3 separate regions of the Homo sapiens genome follow, and regions 2 and 3 are each linked to region 1. Evidence: chromatin loops called from intact Hi-C (ENCODE). Cell type or tissue: dorsolateral prefrontal cortex. All regions are shown on one strand.

The links. Hi-C counts contacts between places; a loop is a spot of excess contacts. Peaks named below come from ENCODE experiments on the same cell type or tissue, not always from the same donor. Only the 100,000 strongest peaks of a DNase experiment are listed, where the experiment ranks them.
Region 2: it touches region 1 in a loop (7-fold over the local background); 2 of 110 quality-filtered maps call a loop at or near these places.
Region 3: it touches region 1 in a loop (8-fold over the local background); 25 of 110 quality-filtered maps call a loop at or near these places.

The regions. Positions count from the first base shown.
Region 1 is chr12:82,522,523-82,530,522 of GRCh38, reverse strand. No RefSeq gene overlaps it. Among named protein-coding and RNA genes, the nearest start is that of TMTC2, 160 kb to the left of the region's middle. In dorsolateral prefrontal cortex, CTCF peaks have their summits at 2,959 and 3,159 (motif pointing left); DNase peaks (open chromatin) are centred at 1,251 and 3,152; H3K4me3 peaks cover 1,858 bases; H3K27ac peaks cover 5,736 bases.
Region 2 is chr12:82,754,278-82,762,277 of GRCh38, reverse strand. All of the region lies in intron 1 of TMTC2 (transmembrane O-mannosyltransferase targeting cadherins 2), which reads right to left. Among named protein-coding and RNA genes, the nearest start is that of TMTC2, 71 kb to the right of the region's middle. RefSeq lists an enhancer at 5,452-5,996. In dorsolateral prefrontal cortex, no CTCF peak of the experiment used is centred here; no DNase peak of the experiment used is centred here; H3K27ac peaks cover 7,009 bases.
Region 3 is chr12:82,623,711-82,631,710 of GRCh38, reverse strand. It overlaps LOC107984487 (a long non-coding RNA gene), which reads right to left. Exons shown (of 3, transcript XR_001749145.1): 3 at 5,054-5,198. Among named protein-coding and RNA genes, the nearest start is that of TMTC2, 59 kb to the left of the region's middle. In dorsolateral prefrontal cortex, CTCF peaks have their summits at 3,625 (motif pointing right), 5,792 and 6,001; DNase peaks (open chromatin) are centred at 3,758 and 6,010; H3K4me3 peaks cover 454 bases; H3K27ac peaks cover 3,629 bases.

The DNA.
Region 1 (8,000 bases):
AGATAAATAAAATATGAAATAATTCAATAGTGTGTCAAAAGACATAGTATTAACCAGTTTTGTAGCTTTGAATAACTGTTTGGGTGTACTTTTCTTCCTTACAAAGTGAAAATAGAAATATAAAATTTTATAAAATGAAAAGTTTGCACAAACTGATTCCTTATGTTCAGCTCTCATCTTCTAAGAATCTGACACGCAAAATCCTAGTTGTATTTAATTTGCCCATGTTTCTGAATGGAAGAGGGGATGAATATCACTCTAGGGGGTGATAATTGGCAACGTCCAGAGACATTTTTGTTTGCCACAACTGGGGCAATGTTACTGGAATCTAGTGGGTACAAGTCAGGGTTGCTACTGAATATAAACAGGCAAGACTCCCACAACAGATAATTATCTAGCCCAAACATCAATAGTGCTGAGGTTGTGAAACTCTGCTACAGGTAAGAATTTCTTTACATCCAATTCGTGTTTACTGATCAGTTCTGCAGATCCTTTAGTAGAAAATATTGGGGAAAGCATTTCATTAGAGAGAATAGGCATAATTCAGAGACTTCTGAAGGAGTAAATCTTAACCTTGAAAATATCCAGTAATGAGGTAAGAGTGTTATGATCATGTTTATCATACAATAGCTATGGAAAAACTGTTGTCTCCTTACTTCTCTAATGAAGGCCTATTCAGCAATGGGAGTACATTCTGGAAGGCAGGAGAGATGGATTCCAGTGTGTTTGATTTTCTTCTGTCATTAGCCAGTTGTAATTGGGGTAGTAACTTAGTCACTGAGATTTGGTAGTTAGGAATACAGGAATCTACTTTTCCTTCTATCAAAGTTGCTGTGAAAATCAAGTGAAAGGACATCTGAAAGTGGTTTGAAAAGTTAAAAGTGCTATAAAGATATAAAAATTAATTCATGCTTATGTTTCACAATATTTACAACATTTTATCTAGCTTAACCTTGCTACGTATTAAAATGAACTCAACAAAGTTTGCATTCCAGTATGAGAAAGTATAGCATTATATTTTATGTAGAAAATGAAACCAAGTAAATTTCTGCTCACTAAGAGTTGAGAGTCTTGTTTGGTACATGTATCAGTTATCTATGACCACAATAAGCCTGCATAATAAACAATTGCAAAACCCTAAGTGTCATACAACATTAAGCATTTATTGTTCACATGTCTAGAATCAGCTGGGGTTTAGCCAGGCAGCTCCATCTTGGCTTAGATCACTCATCTATCTGGAGGATGGCTGGCTGTCAACTAACCGAGGATGCCTTGGCTGAGGCAACTGGCTTTGCTTTGTATGTCTTTCATCCTTCTGTGGACTAGACATAAGCATGTTCTTATGTTGAAAGTAGAGGGCAAGCTTCTGCTTACATCTTATCTGCTAATATTCCTTTGATCAAAGCAAGTCACCTGGCTGAGACCAGAGTAAAAGGCTGGGGGAACACTGCTATATGCATAGGGAGTGGACACTGAGTTACATGGCAAAGAATGTGGATATAAGGAATGATTAAGGTTTTGGCCACTGGTGCAATATACTTTAGGAAATAGTCACTAGATTATAAGGTGTCACACCCAGACCTGATGGAGGGGATAGGTATCACCCAGATTTTCTGGACTTTTAGTTGGATCAAGTTACTAAATATAACTCTGAGTTGACTTCTTTGTAGAGATAATACATGTGTAAGAAAAAGGATGTGCACAAATGTTCAGTTGTCAGAGGGAGGACAGTGGTAAAGAAAGCAACTGAGTATCAATATTTGTGCTTTCTTTTCTCTCTCAATCCATGCGGGGTCATCTAACTAGCTTTCTGCAATGGAATATAAGCAGAAGTAAGTGTGTTATTTCCAGTTTAAGAATTAGATGTTCATTCTCTTTTGTTTCTTTCCCTTTCTGCTGGGTGGAGGCAAAGTACTTCAATGGCCTAGGAGATGGCAGAGCCACAAAACGGATAAAGACCAGGGTCCCTGAATCTCCGTATAAAGGAGAGTCATCCACCAACCATTAATAACAGCAAGGAATAGTGCATGAGTTTGAAATAAACAGTTGTGCTAATCCACTCTAATGTTTAGATGTATTTGTTAACGTAGCATTATCCTAATGCAACATAATTTTATCAATAACACTGTTATCAATTTAAAACAAAAAACCCTAAAAATTACACATGATCTTTCTTAGAAATCTAGTAAAGCTTCCCCCTCAAACCTGAGTATTCAAATTCCTAACACATTCTTACCAAGATTCTCACCACATCTCACTAATTATCCATCCATGCAAACATTTCTAGTGATGGTAAGCTCACCATCTGAACTTCTGAAATAACCATTTCTATTTTTAAAAACATTTTGTTTATTGGAAAAGCCTTCCGTTGTTTGAATCACCTATCACTACCCATTTGCACATTCTAAATTATCAAGCATACGTTTATTCCCTCTTCTAAAGGGAAGATATTTTCTTATGTCAAGATATACATAGATTCTCCCTCCAAACTATAAAAAAGAAGTCTTTTCTTCTCAGTTTAATTATGACTTAAAGAAAATAAGTTAAACTTTAAACTTCTTTTGGGAAACCAAGTAGCAGTAATTATATACTAAAGCTTCAATGTGCTCTTTTCAGTTGTGATAACCACAGGCCACTTTAACACTATGACAGGTTAATTTTCACTGTGCAGTAGATACAACTAATAAATTAAGAAAAATTAAAACACAGAATGAAAGTCACAGAATATGTGAGGTCAAAACCAAAAATTTGAGATGCTTAGGGGTTCCAAACACATACTAGTAGAAAGAGACCACAATGCCATTTTACAAATGTATACATTTTATTATGTTCAGATTTGATAACATTTTGAGGTTTCTTTCCAATGTTTTGACATGAAGAATAATTTGTATTAACTAAGTCAACTAGAAGAATTTTTATGTAATTTCTAAGAAATTCTGTTTTTTGAAGTTCTGTAACACCAACATCTTGGATCCATTATTTTTATTTATTCTTTTTTCCTCTCACTTGAATATTGGTTCAATTATGCAAAGCTTTCAAGAGGAAAGCTTCATATTGAAAACTTCTGACCTCTGTGCATTTTTACTAACCAAACATTCATAATTTTTTTTCCTCTCCCTGACTTGCTACAATGTGGTAGGTGGCGACCTCTACTGGTTGTCAGATAATGTAGCCAAAGCCGCATTGACAATTTCAGCAAATAACCTCTTCTCTAAGATGCGTAGGAGAAAATAACCAGAATGCATTGAAAATTAAATGTTTAAGAAAAATAACAAACTCTTGCTGGTTTTAACGCGGTTTGAAGGTCTACATTTAATAATTTCTTTAGTTCAAGAAATGTGTTTTGGTTTTTACCCTCATCTGTATTTATTTTTTGAGAATAAAATCATGGTTGCTATAGAGTCATCAGAACACGTATTTCAGATTTCAAAAGCAATGCCTGAAGTTGCAGTTATGCAAAGTAAATGAATTCTAGAGACCTTCGGTATATCATAGTGCCTATAGTTAACAATATGGTATTGTGTACTTAAAAATCTAAGAGGGTACATCTCATAGTAAGTATTCATTTCACAGTAAAATAAAAATAAACAATGTTTGGTAGGATTTTACTTATAATCAAAAGAAACACAAACCTGTTGTAAAAACATTCAAATACTCCAGAAGTGATATCAGTTAAAAAAAAAAGTGATTTTCTCCATCAGCACTTCCCCTAGTCTAACTTTACAGGATTCAGATTAATTTAACATGGGCAAAATTATTTTGATGTGTGTTTTACCTGTTTTAGGTCTTAGGCTAAATTCAGATGGATGGAATTTAAGCACGCATTAAGTTTCAGAGTAACAGGGTAAGGAGTAAAAAAATTAAAGACACCTCCTTCCATGCCCTTAAGGAATTGAATGCTGGAGAAGATTGCCTGATAGTTTTGCCAGAGGGAAGACTTAACTAATTCTTTCTCCTAAAAATGTCAGAGTATTAATATTAATTTTCAAAAGGATAGGAAAAAGAACAAAGTGTACTTGAATGTAAGTATCCTAAATCTAGGTTTTCCAAGTTCAGTAGAGGGAAAAAACTAAATTTTTAGCCTTTCATTTTCAGTGGAAAGCTGCTCAACCAGCAAAAATAAAACTAAGTTCTTTTTTCATAACAGACCAATCTCTTTTTAAAATATCAAAATCGCTGAATAAAAGGATTCTTAAGTGTCTGCTCAATGACCATTTATTATTAGACATTTAACTCAAGACGAAGCCAACAAAACAAGGAATCTTAGTAGTTTCATGGAGTTCATGGTTTGGTTTAACCTGTAAAAAAAAAATCTGATACTTAAGAGGTTTTTCATTCAGAATGAAAAAAAGGAAAGCTGGAATTAAGAGTGATCTCCACTTGTAAATTAGAAGTCTTGCTAACGTTTCAAAACATGTTAATATTTACGATACGAACTACTCAAAGCTTGGTAAAATCCTAGCTATGCCGGGTCCTTGAATGTAGTAAGAAAAAAATGAAATTTTATTCCAAAGAATTTATTAAATGGGTACAAAATAAAACACCATTTTCCAACAAATGCAAATATTCACTGAAAGATTTAATCATTTTGTCCTAAATTACAGGTATTTGCTGTTTAGTTAGACATTGGAAGCTTTTGAGTTAGATTTTAATGGCTGCTTAGGGTAGAGAACTAGCTCATGTTAACAAAGTGAATCAGGCTAGAGGTTTTCGGTTGTGGTTCTGCAGACCAGCGCTGGTTTGCCACAATATTTTCACTGGTCCACAGTGAAATTAGAACACTATGATAAATGAAGATAATTTTTCATGAAGCTAAGTACATTAAATTTAAAGACCTGCACTTTGAACTTCAAACTTTTGTACTGTCAATCATCTTTATGAAAAGAAAAATAGAGTAATATTAAAATTGATTTAAAAAATTAAAATTAAAACTGATCTTATTCAGCAAAAGAAAAACTTGACAATGTTTTCAGTCCCATCTCTCATACTTTTGAAATTTTACTTATTTTTAAAATCCTAAAGCCCATAGCCACTGCATTTCAGTCTTCCTCTCTTCTTTCAAAACAAAGATCTTACTCTAATATGTAAGGGATGAATCTTCTGATCTGAGCTTACTCAGGTTGTAAGTACAGTTGGCACAGTACTTAGAAAATTCCTCATTTAACCTGAGGAAAACTGCAAAAAGAACATGTGACTTACCATAATTCCAAAATAGTTATAGAACTGCATTTTGTGGAAAGGATTTTTTTTTTCCTTATAGTTTTTGAGAAACCCTGTGAAATCCACGTGTATATCAGTGGGATTTATCTTTCAGAATTGGGAAGATATGTTTTGTCAGTCATAAATGAACTGTAATCCCCATAGATTCAGGTTTAATTCAAAAACATTCTCTCTAGAGCTGCTAAATTTGGCAACTCACATTCTCCCCTCCATATGCTATCCTTAGAGAATTCTACATATATTGTCCATAATGGTTTCTACTTAGGATGTCTGGAAAAGTAGATATTATGGTCACAGAAGGGCCATTAAAGGGAATTTGAAAACAGATCCATTAAGTTGAAGTATTCAATTGTCAGAGTCTTCAACTTGGATGGACTATGCTAATTGATATTCAAGGAATAACTCCATCTGCCCGCTGCTTATATCATAGCTTCTAACTACTCATGCTTGTATCACTCACTAACCTGGTTTGGTATTCTCCCTGGAGAGAGAATTAGCAGAACACGGTGTGCATAAAAAGTACAGCAGATAAATAATGAATTGTCCCTAAATGTGGACTTCATTTCCATTCCATTCTGTTATTCAGAGCCTTCACTATTTCAAATAGCCATCTTTTTTTCATTAATTACATCAGCTCTGCTTTTGTTATGTCTTGTTGGAAAAGAGAAGAAAGTTTCCATTATTTCTCTTCTAGACTGTGGAATGAAGCAGATGGGGCATTTTGCAAACATTCAATCATATCTTGAAATCTCTGGTCAGTTTTTGAGTGGATTTAAAAAATACTTTTCTGTATTCTTACGCTAGCTTTCCCCAAATTCGTGTTTTTTTCTCTCTCTGCTCGTCTTTTGTGGCCTTATCCTTTTCCCCCAACCTGGCTCTCATTTTCAAACAGTTCTCAAGAGAAACAAAAGTTTCCCAAAGGTTCCCCAACTTGGCTCTGTCTCAGCAATGCAGAACTATTTTTGAGTTTCTCTTTTTTAATTCTAAAGTTGCTTTTCTTCTGTTTAAGTGATTTTTAGGAAACAGTCTCTCCTCTGGTGTGTATACTAGCTGCTCTCTGTTGGACAGCATTTCTGAGGTCCTTGTCATGTGGCACTCAGCTAAAGATTAACTTGTAGTTTTAGCTGCAAGTTTTAGATTAACCTTTCATGGGATGGTCGTCTCAGGAATAGCACAGTGATAATATTTGCTTGAATATGGGCAGTACGTACCCACTTGTTGTCTCATTTGACTCTCACAAGGATCCTGCAAAGCAAAGAAGACTGTTATTATTTTTCCCGTTTTACAGATGAGGAAAATATGGCCCTAAGGAGTTATGTGACTGGTCTAGCAAACTCTGTGTACCAGTAAATTGTGGAACAGAAAGAGGAATGCTGCTCTTCTGTCTTTGGTGTTTTCTCCCAGTGTTTTTCCTGGGACCTCCTTCTTTATCTTTAAGATGAGAAAACAACAACACAAACTGTCTTACTGTTGTTAAGAGGAAAGAGTGAAAGAATTTGGATAAAACAGATTAATGCATGGCAAGAATAATGCATGGCACTTAGTGAATGCTCACCAAATGTTAATTATTATACTTTATGTGTCATATAAATATAACAGATAAATTGGCAGAATGACATACAAATGTAGCTGCTTTCCTTCTGCTCACAAAAGGATATAACAATCTACAAGGGAGAGCTTTTAAGTAGCCATTGACTAAAACCCAAGGATTTTAATATTATGTTTGGTTCCAGTTGAACAGCAGCAACACCCTCCCCACACTGGCTTTACCCTCCCTTTTCTCAAGGAAAAGTAATAGATAGATTGATTCTTCTATACAATGAAACCAGCTAATCCAAACAATATGATGCACAGTCTGGAGAAAAGATTCTGGATTCGTATCATGTCTCAAATTTACAAGCTGTATGGCCACGCTTTGGGCAAATATTTAATCTCTCTGTGCCTCAGTTTTCCTATCTGTAAAATGTGGCTATTAAGGCCTATCAAATAGGTGGTTAAGAGGACTATAATAGGAATCAATATGAGTATAAAGGATGTTTAATTGGAATTCTTGACCATGGCACCAAGATATGATGGATATTGGATATAACAGACGCTCAAAATGAAATTTACAAAGAAAATATTTGGGTCCGTTGCTCTCATGAGCCCCATCCCCAGCTGTCTTTTACCCAGAGCAGGGATATGAAAGGACCAGAAGAGTGGGATTTGGGGAGGATTTATCAAAAGACTTTCTTAGTTGACAGCTGGAGGGGTGTAGTGGTGCTGTCTGCCAGTGCTAGGTCAGGTGAGAGGGGCTTGGCAAGAGCACTGAGAGTATAACAGGTGTTCCTGGGCCTGTGGACTGAGCCCTACCTCAGGATTGAACAAGTAAAACAGCTGATAACAACAGAGCTGAGAGCTGCTCCTGAGAAGTGACTGCACCTGTCTTGTCCAATAGCAGGTTAAAGGTAATTGGATCTCAGGGGCTAGAACTGGTTGTGATGTCAACCTGGAGTTGTTCTTAAAGGGATCCCCTCAAGTGCATGGTCTGCCAGGGAAAGGAGACTGCAGATACAGCGACTATACCAGCCAGGGCAGGAATGCTGGGGAGGACGATGGAGACCCACCAATGCTAAAGGCCTGCCCATGAAAAGGGAGTTACCATTGGAAAGTCTTGAGGGAGTTCCCAGAAATTAAAAGGATCCCATGAGAGAACATGTCAGCATCAAATAACTGCTCCACTCCTTCAGTAGCTCCCTGGAGAATATATCACCGTCTTACGAAAGTACCCATCGGGGAGA
Region 2 (8,000 bases), 230 kb before region 1:
AGGAAACAGTCGGCCACGCGTGGTGGCTCACACCTGTAATCCCAGCACTTTGGGAGGCCGAGGTGGGTGGATCACGAGTTCAGGAGTTTGAGACCAGCCTGGCTAACATGGTGAAACCCCATCTCTACTAAAAAAATACAAAAATTAGCCTTGCTTGGTGGCATGTGCCTGTAATTCCAGTTACTCAGGAGGCTGAGGCAGGAGAATCACTTGAACCCAGGAGGCGGAGGTTGCAGTGAGCTGAGATCGCACCACTGCACCCCAGCCTGGGCAACAGAGCGTGACTTGGCCAAAAAAAAAAAAAAAAAAAGGAAAGGGAAAGGAAAGGAAAGAAAGAAGGAAGGAAGAAAGGAAAGAGAAAGAAAAAGAAAAAGAAAGAAAGAAAGAGAGAGAAAGAAAGAAAGAGAGAAAGAGAAACAGTCAATGAATATTTTCCAGAGTAGCAATAGCTAAGCGGCTGTAAGAAGATGAGATTTCTAAGGGTCTGTTTAAAGTTGTTGCTGGGTTGCACTGCAAACCCTTCACTGACAGAAAACCTTCATGAAATCTGGGTACACAGCACTAGCATTAATGGGACTCCTGGAAATAAAGAGGTCACTTCTGCCAAGCAGGGTTCCGGGGTGGAAAAGAGACACCATAAGGAGGAGATACAAAGTGTAAGAGTGATCAAGACCTCAGCAAAAACTTGTAGTAGGCAGTGGCTAAGAGAAATGTGAGTTTTGTGTGCACCCCTATAGATGGTAAGGCCATAGAGAATCCCACCACATGTGGGACAGGAATTTAAGCGAATACTCGCTTGAATCTGTGAGGACTGGATGGCCACGGGTGTGAATTGTATGAGTCTCCCTGATGAGCCATCTCCATCCCAACTGACACTGTACTCATCCCCACCCTCATTGCTCTGCAGTTTCTCTTATCTGACCAGCCACAAGTCTCTTAAGAACAAACCATTAGTAAACATCATAACATACCAGGCTGAATGGTAATAACGCATGTTATATCCATATCTCCTTTAACATTTAGTCCAATGAAAAAGGTACTTTGTTGTTTCAGAGTGAGAAAATGCAGACTCAGAAGCTAACAAACTTGATCAAGATCACACTGCTCCTGAGTAGCAAGAATAAAAACTGAAATCTGAGACTAAACCCCACACTCCTTACTGTTTTCTCTACTGCAGCAGTCCCCAACCTTTTTGGTACAAGGGACCAGTTTCATGGGAGACAATTTTTCCACAAGCTTGGGAGCACGGGATGGTTTCAGGATGATTCAAGTGCATTACATATATTGTGTACTTTATTATTATTACATTATAATATATAATAAAATAATTATACAATTCACCATAATGTATAATCAGTGGGAGTCCTGAGTCCTGAGCTTGTTTTCCTGCAACTAGATGGTTCCATCTGGGGGTGAGGGGAGACAATGACAGATGATCAGGCATTAGATTTTCATAACAAGTATGAAACCTAGATCCCTCACATGCGCAGTTCACAGCAGGGTTTGCACCCTATGAGAATCTAATGCCACCACTGATCTCACAGGAAGTGGAGCTCAGGGGGCAATACCAGCAATGGTGAGTGGCTGTAAATACAGATGAAGTTTCGCTGGCTCACCTGCCATTCACCTCCTGCTGTGTGGCCCAGTTTCTAACAGGCCATGGACCCATACTGGTCCATGACCTGGGGGTTAGGGACCCCTGCTTTACTGCATTCTCAAGCTAAAATGTCTCTTTCTCTGGAGAAATGCTTAGCTTCTAACTACAAATCTGCCACTGACAGCTTTCGAGAAAAAAAAAAAAAAAAAAAAAACCCTGGGCACAGTGCAAGCCAAATAAGCATAATTTTAGTAGACAATTTAATATTCTCCTAAAACTAAGAAAATATAATTCATTGAATAAAAACCTGAGGATACATACGCATTTTTGTTGTTGTTGTTTTGACACTGAGTATAAACAGAAAGACCTGGTCAAATGACTGTCAGAAAAAATTTCCAGGATGATGCTTAACCACAAAGGTCTGCCTAGAGATTCAACAAAATGAGAGCTTCTCAAAAGTGCTGATTACATATTTTAAAATAATAATACAAAAAAATAACCCCAATTATTTTCTTTATGTAAGTTAGTCATACTTCCCAAATTTACTTGGTTAGTTTATTAATCTAATCCTGAGACCCAACTTTGGACGAGGTGATAGTATAACTTGAATAACAAAGAAATTAAAACTAAGAAAAACACAAAACACAGGAAATAATCCAGCAGCACCACCCATTCATCAGTTAACAATTTGAGATACACGGTACTTCTGTAAAAATCAGGCTATCGAGGTAACCCAAACTTTGTCAAAATAACTATCGTTCACATTTGGCTTAAAGGAATAATACTAAAGATTTAAACATGTTCACATTTATCCAAATCACTTTAAACATTAACTCCTGGGTTTCTAACCCATAGGCATTAAACCATCCAAGTTGCCACTCGATAGATCTTTACAATTTATTTATCGTTTTACAAACTCGCCTTTGGGCTGTCATCTATAAAAGGGCATAGCCACTGTTTCTGACTAGAGCTCAGAAAAATTGTCAAGCATTTTTAACTTTTTACATTTCCAGCTTTTCATAAAGCAAGAGTCAAGTGCAGTTTTTAAAATTACTCTTATTAAAAGTTTATAAGGTAACAATCAAGTGCTGGAATTTTGCCAGAAGGAATGAGCTACAACTCAGTGCTTATGAATTAATCACATCAGAGAGTTACTAAAATGAGATCAAGACCTCAATGTTCCAGTGTATCCTCTTCACATAAAAGTGCTTTTGTATCATTCTTGGAAATTTTTCATAGAGAGAAAATAAACTGTTCAAAATTTGTAATTAGAATCTTATCTCTCTTTTAAGATACATTTTAAAGATGAGGGTAAATGTTCCTTTAAATTCTTATGACAGCTTCTTGGTCATTTTATGTAATGAAGTATTAACAAAAGCATGTGCAGGTATTGGGCAGGGTTCAAAACATTCTTGTTAAAAGGCTGTTTTAATACACACTAGAGCACTGAGACACATTCTCTTCATTTAAATGTTCAAAAGATGTGAACCAGATTTGCTTCCCAAAGCACAGTGCTTCAAACAACAGTGATGACAACAGTAATAGCAATCATTCACCTTGCCCAGCACTATATAATTGAAAATAATTTTCTAATTCACTTAATTGGCAGACAGCCGTGAGGCAAGTCTGATACTGTCATCTCTTTTTTTTTAACCAATGATGAAACTGATGCTCGGAAATTAAGGTCATATGAAGCTTGTGCAGTACAGCACCATACAGACACCAGTTCTTGACACTCAATCCGGTATGTTTTCCTTATGGCTACACTGCCTCCTACAGTGATATATTTATATGGTGCTGTGCATTTCTCAAATCAAATTCATATAAAATGTTTAACAAATCAGGTTCTCCCACTGGATAAATATTTACATCAAAAGGATAACTAAACTAAAATTATTTCATGATACCATTAGGATTTTAATTATTGTTAAAAGCTATTCTTATGCTAATGGTAATACAGTTTGAATTTAAACTGCTGTTTGAAAGGAAAATGATTCCACAGTTTTATTTGAGGATTAATGGAATTAATTATAGGTCATACATCTAACATTCTACACTACACTTACAAAATAAGTGCTTTTGTGAATAATTTTACAAAATTTATAATTCAGATTGATAACTCTAGATACAGGATCTATGCCTAGGAATGGAACTGCAGAAATGGCTTTAGAAGTGAATGCCAAGTTGTTCTTCAAAGTTTTATACCAACTTATCCTCATACCAGCAATACATAAGAAACTCCATGAATCCACACCATTTTTTGATATTGTGAGTCATATTGTAGAATGTTATACAGCAGTACAAATGAATAAAACAGAGCTACATACTACAACAAAGATAACTTTTTAAAACATTATATTGAGTTTTAAAAAGCAAATGACAGGAGGCTTCATAGAGATCAATAACATTTTTATAAAGCTCAAAACCATGCATATCTAAATAAAGGAATATACACATACAGGGTAAAACTACTTTTTAAAAAACTGGAGAATAAACACAGAATTCCAGATTTTCATAGTAGAGACAGAAATATGATATCTGGGAGAAGTATACAGATATTCAGGTTATTCATATTCTTTTATAAATATAAAATAAGGTAAAATTTATATTTCTTAAGTGATAACAGGACCACACAAATCTTACTTCATACAACTTACAGTAAAATCTGAACAAAAACACTGTTTCTGCCAAAAATAGTCAAGGGTTTTGATTTCCCAAGAGTCTCACGTAATCCTTTGATATTTCAATCAGACTCTTGAAGGGCTTCTCTTGTCATTATCTATGGTGATAATTGCCTGATCCAATCCTGCCATACCAATTTGCCTAGGGGTTTATATGTTAATGCAGATCTTACTGAGCCACTTTCCCTGACTTCATGGAATCCTGCATCCTTTGCAAGATGTAAAATCTGACTGTGCATTTTGCAATGCATTTGCATGTGGTTTTGAGATATTCACAGAAGACAGTAAAAGAATTATCAACACTTGATGCCAAAGAGTGGAAATGTTGGTAGCATTAAGCAGAGAGAAATATACAAATAAGGAGCAATTTGAAAATTCATTAATAAATATTTTCTTGTCTTCAAGAGTAACCTCATAACTGCAGAAATGGTGATAATAAGCACTGTACAGGCTGGATTCCCAAAATATAAAAAGTGTATTTCCTAACCTATATAAAGCCTCAGATTGCTCTTCAATGAACTCACCAAGAGGAACATAAATATCTACCAGTCCCTTAATGTTGCTATAAAGATAAACAAGATAAATTATATGAAAAACTCTTTGTAAGCATTCAAGTATATTTAATCAAATGTTAACGTTTTAAAGAGATTTCACTCATGAGCAAATTGCAAAAGAAAACAACTATACAAATGAAGCAATATTTATCTTGACTTAGAACCAGATGAACATAGCACAACAAATAACAGAGGAATGCTTCCTTAAGCCTCTCTCAAAGATCTCTGGAGGAGGCTCTCATTTGCTTCCTAATAGATTCCCAGTGGAATTATTTAAACTGCAAGCTCTACCACTAAGTCAAAAACAGGATCCACTTACTTTTCAGCTTCACAGGAACATTCTATTAAATAGAGTTAAAGCCATGTATACAGTGAAAGTCATGTCAAATCTGAGAATACCAGGGGTTTTTCACGTGTTGTCTTTTTATCCCTGGAAATCAGAGTTTGATTTCAGGAAAACCACCTGGAATAAGAAAATATAGAGGTTTAAGTACTTCTAAGATAGCAATATTTGTATTATTACCACTAGAGCACTGATTCAAATTCTCTTCACAGGAAGAAAAAGACCCTGGAGGCAAAGGGCTCCATTTGGGTGAACCCTACTATAGCTGTGTGATATTTGGAATCGTAGTTGCCCATCTGTATATACAGCCAGTAGGGCCATCACTTGCAGTACAGGGTGGATGTCTTCCAAAAAAAGTAAATGCTGCTAGGCCAAAATAAATAAATAAATACTATCAAAATCCACAAATGCCTCCACATTTGACAGAGTTGGTGATCATTTCTAAAGCATTCCTAAAAGCTAACTCTCTCCAGGTTCTCTATCTGTTTGCTTTGTTTATATCTAATCACTATTCAGGATACTCTGCTGATGCTAATTATTCAAAGGCAGGAAGGAGGTCTGTATATTCCTTTGTCCCATGCTGTGACCAAATCTGGAAGCAGTAATACCTGCCAACGCAGGGAGGCCACATCAGTAAGGTAAAACCCTCACGCAGCTTTACTGGCAGGATGATTGCTCCCAAGCACATCTAACCTCTCTTTTTGTAAAGAATATATGTAGGCTTTTCCCTTCAACTCTTTGAGACAGACTGTAATAACCCAGCTACTCTGCTAATCAAGGACATTATCTGTCCTTGGAGGTGTTTCATATACATGGAAAAATTTCAAATCATTATTGATAGGAGAAGAATTGTGAGACAAGGATTTTTTAAAATAATTTTACAAGCTTTTTAGTAAATAAAGAAAATATACTAAGTATCCAACTCAAGAAGTTAGAAAAACAAAGTAGAACATACCCAAATAAAAACTAAGGAGATAATCAACCTATGATTAGATAGTTTTACAGATAATTTTATGACATTCAAAGAACAGGTAACTACAAATTATTTAACAAAATACAAAAAGAAGAAATGTTCCTTCAACTTATTTTATGAGGTACTGTCACCCTGACTCCCAAACTAGACACAGGCATCTGATGTCACCTTTGAGCACAAATATCAGGGTTTTTTTTTCCTAGTACAGCATTTTATATTTAGTAATTTCTATTTTTATTATGATAAAAACCCCTATTTTATTTTTTAAGAAAAATACTAACAACAACCACCACAACAAAAATCAATGACATACATATAACAAAAGTTAGCTCTTGGGGTGAAAGCAGTTCCGACACTAAACTTACAAGGGTGTGTCAATCAGGTCTATTTCAGTTACAAGTGACAGAAATCCAACTCAAACTGGTTTACACAAAGCAGAAGAGTTCACTGGCTTGCCTAACTGATCAGGTATTCAGACTAGGTCCTCAGGATTCTGTATCTCCAGCTCCAAGCTCTGCCTTCCTCTCAAACGTGATGGTAGCAAAAGAACTACCACTAACACCGGTGATCTTGCTTATTATTGGCTAAAAAAACTCCAGAAGAAAAAGTAAAGTCTTCTTTTAAATAATTTCAACAAAAATGCCAGGAACTGAATTTCATTTGAACAATTTTGATTAATTAATCATCAGTTAGTCACTGTGGGCAGCAGATGAACCCCTTTTTGATTGCAGCATGGGTTGGGGTGTGAGCAGCCCCTCTTGAACTACATAGACAAAGAATATAGGAGGTTTCCCAAAGGAAATTCCAGACTATAAGAAGAAAATGGGAATTGATGCTGGAGAAGAACTAGCAACAGATAGACACCACAATCAGTTTCTTTGCAATATCTTAAAAGAACAAATAAGAAACAGACATCCTGAACAGCTCAACTCACCTGCTTGCCACCTCCTCTGTAATAAGGCTTCCAGTAATCAGAATTTAAATCACATTTCCCCACAACACTGATGAATTTGAAGAACTTTTCCCTCAAAGCAACTTCAAGTTGGAATGTTGGCATGTACTCCAAACACAATAGTATACAGATGAACTTTGATTGTAATCTCTATTTCAAGGAAGCTTTGATTGGTGAAAGCTGCTCAGATAGCACTTGGAAAATAATTATGCCTTGCATAACACCTTTTTCTGAGATGCTTTCTACAGTTCATTTAACCCATCCTCAAACATTTCTGTTCACAAGGAGATGAGTATGTTATACTGCACTTTGAGAAAATCAAATATAAAAAATTTCCAGGCCATGTAAATTCAGGGGTGCTTACCCACATTCCAAAATGATACACTACTGCATGAACTGCCTCAGCTGAAGTACCTTTTATTTATTTATTTTTATTTTTTTGAGATGAAGTCTTGCTCTGTCCCCCAGGCTGGAGGGTAGTGACACAATATCAGCTCACTGCAAACTCTGCCTCACAGGTTCAAGCGATTCTCCCACCTCAGCCCCCTAAGTAGCTGGGACTCCAGATGCCCAGCACCACACCTGGCCAATTTTTGTACCGTTTTAGTAGAGACAGGGTTTCACCATGTTGGGCAGGCTGGTCTCGAACTCCTGACCTCAAGTGATCCACCCGCCTCGGCCTACCAAAGTGCTGGGATTACAGGAATGAGCCAACACACCCGGCCTGAAGTACTTTTTAAAGGCAAGTACCTCTACTACAATCCAAATATTTAATTTAAAAAGTTTTGTTATATAAATAAATTAGCAGAACATAGCTATTATACTTCTTATAACACAAAGTTTCTAAGCCCCAAAACCCCATGGGTTTTTCTTTGTGTTTTGTTTTGTTTTTTAAAAAAT
Region 3 (8,000 bases), 100 kb before region 1:
AACAATAGAAAAAGAGGGAATCCTCCCTAACTCATTTTATGAGGCCAGCATCATCCTAATACCAAAGCCTGGCAGAGACAGAACAAAAAAAGAGAATTTTAGACCAATATCCTTGATGAACACTGATGCAAAAATCCTCAATAAAATACTGGCAAACCGATAAAAGCTTAATACTGGCACATCAAAAAGCTTATCCACCTTGATCAAGTGGGCTTCATCCCTGGGAGGCAAGGCTGGTTCAACATATGAAAATCAGTAAACGTAATCCAGCATATAAACAGAACCAAAGACAAAAAACACATGATTATCTCAATAGATGCAGAAAAGGCCTTTAACAAAATTCAACAACTCTTCATGCTAAAAACTCTCAATAAATTAGGTATTGATGGGACGTATCTCAAAATAATAAGAGCTATCTATGACAAACCCACAGCCAATATCATACTGAATGGACAAAAACTGGAAGCATTCCTTTTGAAAACTGGCACAAGACACGGATGCCCTCTCTCACCACTCCTATTCAACATGGTGTTGGAAGTTCTGGCCAGGGCAATCAGGCAGGAGAAGCAAATAAAGGGCATTCAGTTAGGAAAAGAGGAAGTCAAATTGTCCCTGTTTGCAGATGACATGATTGTATATCTAGAAAACCCCATAATCTCAGCCCAAAATCTCCTTAAGCTGATAAGCAACTTAAGCAAAGTCTCAGGATACAAAATCAATGTGCAAAAATCACAAGCATTCTTATACACCAATAACAGACAAACAGAGAGCCAAATCATGAGTGACCTCCCATTCACAATTGCTTCAAAGAGAATAAAATACCTAGGAATCCAACTTACAAAGGATGTGAAGGACCTCTTCAAGGAGAACTAGAAACCACTGCTCAATGAAATAAAAGAGGATACAAACAAATGGAAGAACATTCCATGCTCATGGGTAGGAAGAATCAATATCATGAAAATGGCCACACTGCCCAAGGTAATTTATACATTCAATGCCATCCCCATCAAGCTACCAATGACTTTCTTCACAGAATTGGAAAAAAACTACTTTAAAGTTCATATGGAACCAAAAAAGAGCCCTCATTGCCAAGTCAATCCTAAGCCAAAAGAACAAAGCTGGAGGCATCACGCTACCTGACTTCAAACCATACTACAAGGCTACAGTAACCAAAACAGCATGGTACTGGTACCAAAACAGAGATATAGACCAATGGAACAGAACAGAGCCCTCAGAAATAATGCCGCATATCTACAACTATCTGATCTTTGACAAACCTGACAAAAACAAGAAATGGGGAAAGGATTCCCTATTTAACAAATGGTGCTGGGAAAACTGGCTAGCCATATGCAGAAAGCTGAAACTGGATCCCTTCCTTACACCTTATACAAAAATTAATTCAAGATGGATTAAAGACTTACATGTTAGACCTAAAACCATAAAAACCCTAGAAGAAAACCTAGGTAATACCATTCAGGACATAGGCATGGGCAAGGACTTCATGTCTAAAACACCAAAAGCAATGGCAACAAAAGCCAAAGTTGACAAATGGGATCTAATTAAACTAAAGAGCTTCTGCACAGCAAAAGAAACTACCATCAGAGTGAACAGGCAACCTACAGAATGGGAGAAAATTTTTGCAACCTACTCATCTGACAAAGGGCTAATATCCAGAATCTACAATGAACTCAAACAAATTTACAAGAAAAAAACAAACAACCCCATCAAAAAGTGGGTGAAGGATATGAACAGACACTTCGCAAAAGGAGACATTTATGCAGCCAAAAGACACATGAAAAAATGCTGATCATCACTGGCCATCAGAGAAATGCAAATCAAAACCACAGTGAGATACCATCTCACACCAGTTAGAATGGCGATCATTAAAAAGTCAGGAAACAACAGGTGCTGAAGAGGATGTGGAGAAATAGGATCACTTTTACACTGTTGGTAGGACTGTAAACTAGTTCAACCCTTGTGGAAGTCAGTGTGGCGATTCCTCAGGGATCTAGAACTGGGAATACCATTTGACCCAGCCATCCTATTATATAATCCTTTGGCTTATTATTATTTATAAGCCAAAGGATTATAAATCATGCTGCTATAAAGACACATGCACACGTATGTTTATTGTGGCACTATTCACAATAGCAAAGACTTGGAACCAACCCAAATGTCCAACAATGGTAGACTGGATTCAGAAAATGTGGCACATATATACCATGGAATGCTATGCAGCTATAAAAAAGGATGAGTTCATGTCCTTTATAGGGACATGGATGAGGCTGGAAACCATCATTCTCAGTAAGCTATTGCAAGGACAAAAAAACCAAACACCGCATATTCTCACTCATAGGTGGGAATTGAACAATGAGAACACTTGGACACAGGAAGGGGAACATCACACGCCAGGGACTGTTGTGGGGTGGGGGGAGGGGGGAGGGATAGCATTAGGAGATATACCTAATGTTAAATGATGAGTTAATGGGTGCAGGACACCAACATGGCACATGTATACATATGTAACAATCCTACACGTTGTGCATATGTACCCTAAAACTTAAAGTATAACAATAATAAAATTAAAAAAAGGAAATAAAATAAAATAAAATAATCATCTGTACACACAAAAAAAAACCCACAATGAGATACCATCTCACACCAGTTAGAATGGCGATCATTAAAACATCAGGAAACAACAGATGCTGGAGAGGATGTGGAGAAATGGGAATGCTTTTACACTGTTGGTGGGAGTCTAAATTAGTTCAACCATTGCAGAATACAGTGTGGCGATTCCTCAAGCATCTAGAACTAGAAATACCATTTGACAGAGCAATCCCATTACTGGGTATATACCCAAAATATTATAAATCATTCTACTATAAAGACACAGGCACACATATGTTTATAGTGGCACTATTCACAGTAGCAAAGACTTGGAACCCGTCCAAATATCCATCAATGACAGACTGGATAAAGAAAATGTGGTGCATGTACACCATAGAATACTATGGAGCCATAAAAAAGAATGAGTTCATGTCCTTTGCAGGGACATGGATGAAGCTGGAAACCATCATTCTCAACAAACTAACAGAGGAACAGAAAACCAAATACTGCATGTTCTCACTCATAAGTGGGCTGTGAAAAATGAGAACACATGGAGACAAAAGGGGAACATCACACACCGGGGCCTGCTGTGGCGTGCAAGGCTAGGGGAGGGATAGCATTAGGAGAAATACCTAATGTAGGTGACGGGTTGATGGGTGCAGCAAACCACCATTGCATGTGCATACCCCTGTAACAAAAGTGCACATTCTGCACATGTACCCAAGACTTTAAAGTATAATAAAAACAAAACAAAAACAAAAACAAAAAACACTGCTATTTTGAATTCTTAGAGAGTTCACATACTGCTGTCTCAGATTCAGAGGATTGTTTCTTGCTTTGTCCATTTGGGGAGTCATGGTTCTCTGCTTGTTGTTTCTTGTGGATGTATATCTATATCTTTGCACTGAAGGATTATTTATTCCAGTCTTCTCTGTCTGGCTTGTATTGATTTTTATTTGATATGTTTGCTTTTAATTTACCCGTTGATTATTTTTCTTTTTCTCCTTTTTCCACTAGGTTACTGCCTCCTTTTGATCACTAGATGGCTCCTTAAGTCCAGGTTTGCCCAGTTCTAGTAAACAATCGCAGCCTGTCTGGAATGGAGAAGATACCAAGGAGAACATCCCAGTAGTATGAAAAGGCTGGCTAGGGGTTCGTGCCGTGGGGACCAGTGTAACAAACCACCTACAGTGCGGTGCTGCTGAACAGCCACTCTGATTTGGCATCTCCTTTGGCCAAGTGACAGAGCAGAGTTTTCAGGCCGGGAATAATACTCCCACCACCCCGCTTTGTCTCTTGCTCTCAGAGATATTTCTCCCTTCAGGCATTCCTGATGCGCTCATGAGTGGAGGTAGAAACAGGTCTCCTGCCAGGGAAACCAAGATGGTGCAGAAGCTAGTTGTTCGCCTTGATCTTACTTTTCCCAGTGTAGAAATTGTGAGTCAGAGGACAGTTTTCCACGTGCTTGGTGCCAGGCAGATTGGCATCAGGGATGTGGAGATCTGTTTCTCTTATCATCGCCTTCAAGTTTGTTCACTTCTCTGTGGCCCTGGAACTGCCTCCTCCTCATATTTGAGTTCTGGGATATTGCTGGTGACAATCTTAGAACTGTGTTTGTTTTTGGTTTTCTGTGAGGTTAAGTGAAGCCAGCTTGCTTCTTCACTGTCAATTAGGAACCACTTCAGACAATTATAGATTAAGCAGACTGTGTTGATGATTTAACTGCTCCAACTTCCATTATCCATTCTTCCTATGTTTTGCTCTGTATTGCAGGTAACTGTACCATGCCAACTCTCCACTTCCTTGCCTTTTTCTTCTGGTTCCTTTCTACCAATGTGAGGAACTGGCTAGATTGAAGTGTGGGACGAAGGAAGAAGCTAGGTTTTTTTCCCTTCCTTCCTTTCCACTTCAGGTAGCAACTCTGGCGATAACCACATAGTCTCTGTATTTCCAACTTTCATCAGATAGCTACTCCCTCTGTGGTCCTAACTCCTGGTGGACAGCCTCTTACAAGGAGGCATTGGCTTTGGGCTCTGTCAACCTTACCTCCTCCCTTGGGCCTCCTGCCATTGCTATATTCAGGCTGCCTCACTATCTCTTATAGATCTTCTCTTTGTACATCCATTATTAAACTATCTGATGTGGGCTTTGCCTTCTTGATTGATCTTGACTGACAATAGTAAATAATGGGTCATATAGGGTCCCAAATCCTGCTCAAACCATAACACAAAATTTTAATATAATTAAAGTTTTATATAATGATTAGACAGCATAGGATTCAGATTAATACATAAAGATTTTGATATACCTATGAAAAGAATGAGACAACCCCTATTGGGTCTCAATGATTATGTACATGTGAGGTTTTGGAAGTGTTTGAGAGGATAGGAAGAAGAAAATGGTAAAAAGACATATACAAATAAGTAGAACTTACCTAGAATGGGTCCAAACAAGTTGCTATAATGGCTCAGAGGAAGATGACAACATTTTAGCTTCAGGTATTGGGATGGTAAACACAGAGCAGGCAGTTTTCAATAAGGCCTTGATGGATGACTAAATCTTGAAAATTTAAAGATGAGGATAATGATATTCTGGAAATAAGAAAGAGCAGGCGCAAAATTTCAGTAGTGAAAAGAGGAGAAATTTACTTTTTATATTGAAATGTCTAGTTTGACTGGAATACCAGAAGAAAAAGCTAGAATAGGCTGGGTCTGAATAATTGAAGGGTTTAGGTAATATTTTAAAAGTCCTAGTTTCTATTTTTCACATACCCATGGCTTGTAACTAATATAGAAGTACACTTCAGTTTATGTGCAACAATATGATAACAGGGATTTTGTTTTGTTTACTGCCCAATCTGTAGTGACTTGCAATGTGCTGCTTGGCATAATATGTGCCCAATAAGTATTTGTTATATAAATTAATGGGGCATAGTCTTTGTATCATAGTTCACAATAACTATAAAACTAATCACTCATTTATATAAAAATCAGGCACCTACTAAGTGAAGGGCATTTTTAAAATGTCTCCTCCAAATATTTAACAGAACAAAGTGCTGCATTAGAAAATCATTCTAACAACATTATCACAATAACTACCAACACCTCTCAAAATGTGAGCTTTGAAGCACATGAATCTGTGAGACCTTGAATATTATTTAGCACAACTCCTTTCCAGCAGAATCTGGGCTTGGGCTCCACAGGATTCAACACCTATTTATCCCTTAAATGTTGCTGCTAAAATGTGGCCCTTCACAGAGGTTAATGGATCTTCAAACTGGAACGTCTTTCCAAACTTTCACAGCTGCTCTGAGTAAATACACCAGATTCCCAAATGCCAGGCTTGTGTGACAGAGCTCTGGCACCAGCTGAGTTTGCCATTCATTATGCCATTGTCTCACAACACACCCGGAAAACAAAGCCCTATAGATGGCTGGTCATTATCTTGGTTTGGGATAGCACAAGGGCCCAGAGGGCAGTGCTTGGAAGAAATCCACTTGTGTGTAGGGACTTTTAATTGAAATCTCAAACACACTCCGGAGCTCTGGAATGCTACTTCTTGGAGCTATTGCTATTCCCTCTCACCAGGCACATTTTGGCTCTAACTTTTGTAAGGATAGGAAGCTGTTCCATAAATGCTGTAGCCTGGCGAATGCGGCTACAGTGAGACACTAACAAATCCTGCTTTTAGGTGAACTGTTTCTAACCATGGATGCTTGCCCTGGGCTATCCATTTCAATTAGTGAGATTTAGTTTTGTCTTCTTTAATTTCTAACTTGGCCTGTTTTTAATGAGCAGCTAAAAATTCTATAACAATGAAGATGAAGAATGACTTACATTCTTTATTTGTAGTAGGAATGTCCATGTATCAACTGTTATTTTGAACAAGTTTGTTTTTTTTTTTTTTTGGTTTCTTGTTGTTTTGAACAGAAGTTTTCATCATGAGGGAATCTGATTTATAAATGGCCCTTGACATTCTATAGAGAGGGGAAAGGTTACATTGATAATTATATCTGTGAAGAAAGGGGAAAGAAAAGTTTGGATGATGGCTTGTTTACATGACTATCTCTGGAGTTCTGTACTATAGCACTGAGGAGATATTTTCACTTCTTACTCCCATCTAAGACCAAAGGATTTTATTTGCCAATGGCGATGTATGGCTTGGCAAATGTAGAGCTACTCAGAAGACGTTATACTGAACATAGATCCTAGTGGATTGAGACTACACCAATCTGCGAAGATTCTGGAAATCCAGGGCACAAGAATGCTACTGAAACCATGATCATGGCCTCAAAGCCCCTTTCACTACCAGTTATCACACATGATCATAACGATCCTAACACTTTGATCACCTGAGATATGTCTAAGGAAAACTTTTACAGGTTCTACATAATCCCAATATCTACTTCTGTTAAACTCGTTCCATAAAATGTAGGAGATAAATAAGGTCCTGTAAATTATTGCTGTGCAATATAATCAACACTAGTAGGTACAACGGGTAGAATATGCCTAGTTATCAACCTGAGCCTTCTCCAAACACAGGCAAAATTTGATTTATAAACAAAAGAAATGATTTCTATTTTGTCAAACTTTAAAATCTTCAAATCCATAGCAACATTGTGTGTGTGATTATCTAACACTTTGGTAAATTGTTTCAGTGTATGTAACTTTTCAAAGTACTTTAGTATTAGGTAAACTGACATGATATAAAAATATTGGGAAGAACTTACAGCAATATTAAAAAGCTTCCTGTTGCAATTATATTCAGAAATAAATACAGCTTAATTCTGATTTAAAATCTACTGCTGATTCCCTTTTTATATCTTCATCCTTTATCTTCCCTACCCCATCATGTTATCAATATTGCATTTATTATTTTTGTTTTTCGATGACTTTATTTCTTGGTAAAAAATTATGCTTGCTTGTCATTTTTGAAAAATTAAAGCAAAACAGAAAAATACAAGAAAGTTTTAAAAAATCCCACTACAGGCCGGGCGCGGTGGCTCACGCCTGTAATCCCAGCACTTTGGGAGGCCGAGGCTGGTGGATCACGAAGTCGGGTGATCAAGACCATCTTGGCTAACACTGTGAAACCCCGTCTCTACTAAACATAGAAAAAAAATTAGCTGGGCGTGGTGGCGGACGCCTGTAGTCCCAGCAACTGGGGAGGCTGAGGCAGGAGAATGGCGTGAACCCGGGAGGCGGAGCTTGCAGTGAGCCAAGATCACGCCACTGCACTTCAGCCCAGGCTACAGAGCGAGACTCCATCTCAAAAAAAAAAAAAAAAAAAAACCCACTGCAGAAAAAAACCCATTATTAATATTAAAGCAGGCATTATTCTCCATATTTTTCTCTTCATGTGGCAAAAAGAAATAAACATTAACTTATTATTTC